Regions from separate parts of the Homo sapiens genome. Here region 1 is linked to region 2. Evidence: chromatin contacts called from ENCODE Hi-C data. All regions are on one chromosome and are shown on one strand. Each heading gives the region's core, a stretch centred on a gene start or an enhancer-like site at or near the end of the contact. The rest is flanking DNA. Distances are from core to core; before and after follow the strand shown. Region 1 has its middle 220 kb from the start of LINC01624. Region 2 has its middle 140 kb from the start of LINC01624.

What was found. A loop is a pair of places that touch in the nucleus more often than their neighbours do. Pooled maps may share reads with other maps.
Region 1: a map of gastrocnemius medialis shows a loop between it and region 2 (7-fold over the local background). The contact joins two enhancer-like sites. A Hi-C loop is called at or near these places in 18 of 168 maps with a recorded cell type or tissue (Right ventricle myocardium inferior, Right ventricle myocardium superior, cardiac septum and 4 more) and 8 of 50 pooled maps.

The regions. Positions count from the first base shown.
Region 1 is chr6:170,048,510-170,051,209 of GRCh38, forward strand. No RefSeq gene overlaps it. Among named protein-coding and RNA genes, the nearest start is that of LINC01624, 220 kb to the right of the region's middle. Within about 2 kb of position 1,287, at least 20 of the 41 ENCODE cell types and tissues checked have a DNase peak (open chromatin) inside an H3K27ac peak, as active enhancers do; they include gastrocnemius medialis, heart left ventricle, heart right ventricle and 1 more, where a contact is called at or near this core.
Region 2 is chr6:170,128,583-170,131,282 of GRCh38, forward strand. No RefSeq gene overlaps it. Among named protein-coding and RNA genes, the nearest start is that of LINC01624, 140 kb to the right of the region's middle. RefSeq lists enhancers at 1-460, 461-961. Within about 2 kb of position 1,434, at least 7 of the 41 ENCODE cell types and tissues checked have a DNase peak (open chromatin) inside an H3K27ac peak, as active enhancers do; they include gastrocnemius medialis, heart left ventricle, heart right ventricle and 1 more, where a contact is called at or near this core.

The DNA of each region.
Region 1 (2,700 bases), core at 37-2,536, 80 kb before region 2:
GCCGCACATTGGCCATGAGTACCCACGGATTGCAGTAGCCCCACTGAGGCCCCTTAAGGTGATAAAGACGAATTACAACCAAAGACTCTGGGGACTGGTCCCGGTGGTGGACCTTCGGTGTCCTCGGGGAGCACGGTGGGGGCAGGTCCTGGGGGCCAGTGTGGGCTCTCTGTGCTCACACTTGGGAAGGAGCAGAGCAGGCCCTGAGACACTGCCACAGCCTCCCTCCTCCTTCCAAAAAGAGGAAGAGACTGTGATGTTCCAGCTCTGCCCGTGTGACTCAACCAGGGCTGCGGCCGACTGCGTGACCACCAGGAAGAGGCTGTTTACATCTTCGGGAATCCCACATCTGGCCAGGCTCAGCTCAGGGTGGAGGGTCCCCTGAGCACTGGGGATGACTGGAAGCCTGCAGTCCCAAGCTAGGTGGCCTGGCCCGGAGCTCCTGAGATTTGGGCATCAGAGTGGCCGAGTTGCTCAAACAGGTTCCTGTACATCTGTGAGTCTCCGTTTTCTTCTCTGTGAAATGGGGACAATAAAACCACCTACTTTATTGAGTCATCGCAAGCTGGAAGAGGGTGATGTGTGTAAAGAGATTAACCCAGTATCTAGTACCTCTAAAGTGCTTAACAAATGACACCTATCACAGTGATTTTAACTGGCTTATTTCTCCATAAAATGAACGCGGAATCCGTCCATGGCCTCGTTCTCAGAATGCAATTTCATCCCCACCAAACTGAAAACTCTTCAACAGCAGCAGCGCCTCCCTCCACACCATGTTCCTCCTCCTTGATTTCTAGACCCAGATGCAGGTTGAGGTGGGCAATGGGGTCGCGCTTATCCTCACTCCTCGTCATCACCAGAGAGGTGGTGACCTTCCGGGGACCCCCATAGACAGGCTTGGTCTGGCTCTGCTTCCCAGGAATTCCCTCAGTGGTTTTGTGTTTCTTTCTTTCTTTCTTTCTTTTGACTCATTCTTTCCCGTCAGTGGGGCTCGGTGTTTGCTGGATGAGAGCGTGTTCTGTCGGCAGGTGGCATCCAGTTCTACGGGGTCCTCTGTGGATGCTAGGGTGCCCGGGAACCAGCAGTTCCACGTTGCATTTTCCTGGATGTCCGAGCAGAGCACCCGGGTCAGGCGAGTTCCCAGAAGCTCCTTGCCTTCTCTTCCCTGCATCAGGAAGGCTGGGGAGGGCGGCTCTGGATCCTGAGGGGAAGCCACTCGGATCTCCTGCAGCTGCTCAAGACCACGGCACTGTGACTGTGCTTGCCCATCTGGAAAGCCTCAGGCGTGCAGGAGCTTGGCTGGGCTCCACATTTGGACACAGAACCTGCTCCATCTGAGCTCGTGGCTCTTGGTCAGCCCAGGCTCAGGGAGCCTCTCGACGGGGTGGAATTTTGGGTTTCACCCACTTGGCTGATGCTTCCTGCCCTGTGTAATTGAATCAATCCTTTACGTAAATGCTGTTTCGTAACTGCCCGGGCTTTTCAGGGCCTCTGGGCCCTGGCTGAAAACCTAACTCAGCTCCTGCCTGGGAGGCTTTGCGCGGCAGGCCTGGCTGGTGGGAGGGTTTGGTGCCAGAGGCATCCGTCGGGTGAGGAGCAGGACCTCCCACGGTGAACATGGTGGCCACGTCCCCGCAGAGCCCAGCCTACTGAGCTGTCCAGTGAACCCTTGTGCACTTAAGCTAAAACACGCAGCCGTGCCCCCAGGAGGCCGCTTAACACAGAGCAATAGCCGGGTCCTCGACGATCCAGCTGCAGAGACATCACCAATCCCAGTCTCCCTGGTTCCCGCGTCAGCCTCGCCCTGCCCTGGGCCACGGCTGCACAGCACGTGCCTCCTCACCAACACCACGCGTCACACTCTGCAAGCCCCCGGCCCCTCCACGTGCGAAAGGGGGCTGCTCCTCAGGGTTCTTTGGGCTGTAAGGGTCCCGCCGTCCCCCAGTTTTTGTTGGACATCTGTGAAGCCCAGCCTTTCCAAGCAGATGCTGTCCCTCCGCTCCAGCCAGTTCCTCCAGATGAGGCCAATGTGTTCCCAAGCATGTCGGGTCACATTTCCTGTGTGTTTTGGTCCTGCAAGCAGGACTCTCATGAAAATGGCAGAAAGGTCGTCAAACAGCTCCCCTCTTCGCCGCGGCCGTCACAGATGGAGCTGGAGGCACACGCATGTGTATGGCACAAATGGCCACATTTGGTTCTGAGAAGCCATCGCAGAAACTCAAGGGCTGAGGAAGCCAGGCCCTGGCATTAGATCTGATGCATGAGGGAGAGGCTCAGCAAAGCAGAGGATGAGTCCCGAGGCCTCGTTTCCTCCAGAAAACCCATCCCTCCTGCCTGCACCCTCCAGGCTGCTGAACACACCTGCCCATGACCGCCTGCCCCGGCACTGCCTCGCCGCCCCTCCTCAAGTCTCTCCTTCCTGAGGCATAATTTCTGCTTTAGCACAGGGTGGCCCATGGGGCCCTGCTGGAGTCTATGTCCGGGAGGGAGCAGACCTCATGTCCGTTTCCCACACACCCTGCAAGCACCCATCAAGGCATCCAGCTGTAACCTGGTACCGAATAAATGCTCGACTCCTTCAGAATCCATGTTTACTAGGGGGTTAGGTATAAAATAATCGCAGGTAATAATCTCATAGAGTCAAAACTGCCCTTGAGAATTCCTTAAGAGCCACCAATCACAGCCTCAAGTTGCATCTCA
Region 2 (2,700 bases), core at 184-2,683:
TCACCTGAGTCCAGGAGTGCAGGTGGAGGATGCTGTAGGTGGTCCTCACAGCCTGACTGTGGCTTTGCCTGGGTGTGCATTCCCCACAGTGGGCGGTTGTGCATGGCTGAACTAACGCAGTCCTCAGAAAACGTGAAAATGCGCACTGTTCAGATGAGAAGGAACAGGCTGCAATCGGGAGTTCTCCTCTTTGCCTCCCTGGTCCAGGGGAGCCCTGCCGTGGGCAGGCAGAAGCCAACCAAGGCTTGGAGGGTAGAAGAGCAGCCTCAGGCTGCAAGGAGGGTCCCAGGAAGCAGGCGGGTTGGGGGGCATGCCCTGGCCCCCGAACGCCCCACGTGCAGGGGCCTCAGCCCCGTGAGCGCTGCTCCCTCTGTGACCTGGTGACAGCGGGCCCTGCCCCGCAGGTCTCAGGCGTCTACACGATGCTTGCAGCCTCGCCTCCTCCGGGATGCTCGAGACCTTGATACTAGGCCGTCGTGAATGCCTTCCCAAGTTCAGTCTTAGCTGCAGTGGGGCACAAGTGCCATCCCTGAGCTGAACATGGCAGAGCCAGGCTTCTCCAGGACCCTCATCTCAGGCACAGGCTTGGGGCCCACACGATGGCCGACACCCCGGCCGCAGCAGACGCCGCATGGCAGAGCCGAAGCAGCAGCAGCCGGGGCCCTTCACACCTGCGCCCCTGCCCATCGCACTGGCTCAGTGGCTCGTTCTTTGGCAGGTGCTCCTTGCAGGGTGCTGGGAATTTCCCCAATTCTCCTTGGGAGAATGGATTCTCACCCTGGGAGTCGCTTCACATTTGGGGGCGGGGGCAGCAAAACACAGTAAAATGCACAGAAAAGTCACCCTCCCAGAACCACTCACATCCTGCTCTGCAGAGGGGTGAGGAGGAAGAGCCGGGCGGACCTCGGGTCTGGGCACGGGATGCCGTCCTTGTCCACCCCAGGGCCACCTGGGCTCAGAGCCCCGCACCCTTCTTGCACTCCTGGCTGCCAGCCCTGCTGGAGCAGCCCCTCCATCCCACCTGTCAAGTGTGGACAGAATCACCTGGGGCTCAGGGTCAGAAGACCTGGCAATGCCCTGTCCCAGGCCCTGCAACTCCAGACAAGTCCCCCAACCCCTCCGGTTTCCATTTTCTTCTCAGTAAAATGGCAACACAGTTGCAATGCCTCCCCTAGTCCCACCAGATAATCCCACCCTGTGAGGCAGCATCAGTGAAATGGCCACGAGCACAGCCACGCTCTGTGCACACCGTGCAAGGACCTGGGAGGTCAGGGTGGCTCTGCCTGTATTGCTTCTCGTGGCCAGAACTCCACCTGCCTCCTTGTTCCCACACCCGCCCGCAGGGCCTGGAAGCATCTCTGAATGTTGCGTTCTATTCATAGCTGCTGTGAGCAGCCCAGCTGTGCAGGGTGTGGGAGCCCAGTGTGCTCTAAGCCAGTCCCCAGCATAGAGCCGGCCAGCCTGGCGCAGAGCCAGCTGCTCTGGTATGGGGTGTGGGCAGCCTGCCGAGAGCTGTAGGGCGGCTCGAGCAGCTCCTGGTGACTGAAGTCACCCCCTCCACTAGACTTTGCCCCCCGACTGCCCCCAGCCCACCCTTTGAAGTGTCATTGTCGCTCCTGGAAGGCAACTTGGGGTCCAGGGTCCCAGGCCTCCAGCCCAGGCTCAGGGGCAAACCCTGCGCCAGTGTTCACGCACCCACACTGCTCAGTCCAGTATGTTGCCCTTGGCGTGGGCCGGGTAGGTGACACATGCTTGGTGACAGTCCGGCCCTCTAGGAGTCAGAAGGGCATCCCCGGACACTGGGTCGATGGCCCCAGTCTGCGAGGACACACACCTGCTGCAGGAAACAAATGTAATGCACTCCAAGAGCTGATTGAGCAGGAACCACCCTCCACAGGCGCCGCCCAACGTGTCCTCCCTGAATGCTCCCACGACCCTGTGTGGGGTACTCCAGGCCCCCGGCTGCAGGGAGGGAAGTAGAGCAGGAGGATCCTGAGTCAGAGAGAAGCCGTGTGCATCCAAACTAAAACCGGAGCTCCTGACCCGGAGACACTGGTTAGCAATGGCTAGAGCGTTTTTCTGATAAAGGTGCTCACTCGGCTCTTGAGCCACGCTGTGCCACTCCACCTGAGTCCGGGCACACTGGGGAGCCCAGACCAGGGAGAGCGAGGCCAGGCTGGGCTCCCGAGACCCTTGGGTGGGCAGGGTGGCCACACAGCCTGTCTGCTGTGGCCAGACACCTGCACCTCCCCCTCAACACACAGGGTTCCACACCCCTACCCTGGGCCTCCACTTGCCTGCCAGACTCATGGCCATTGCACAGGCCCCAAACAGACGTGCAGGCCCTCTCCCCAGCACTGTGCCCCGGGATCTGTGGCAGCCCTCCTCATCCCCAGGCCACATCTGAGAAGTGTCACCAAAAACCTGATCTCCAGTCCTCTGCCCAGAGCCCCGAGCTCCTCCACGGTGACCCTGATGCTCCAGGCCTTGGCACCCCCGGCCCCTGCTGCTGCTCACCTGCTCGTACCAGCTGGCATCCGGAGACAGCCGCCTGTCCAGCCCCAGCTGAGACTTCCTCCAGGAGGTCAAGGGCATCTCGTCTGACCCTCCCCTTCCCCTGAGGTCTGGCTGGAGTGTCCTTGGCCTCCAATGTGTGGTCGTGGGAGGCAGAACCCACTGCCTCACCCCAAACACACTGAG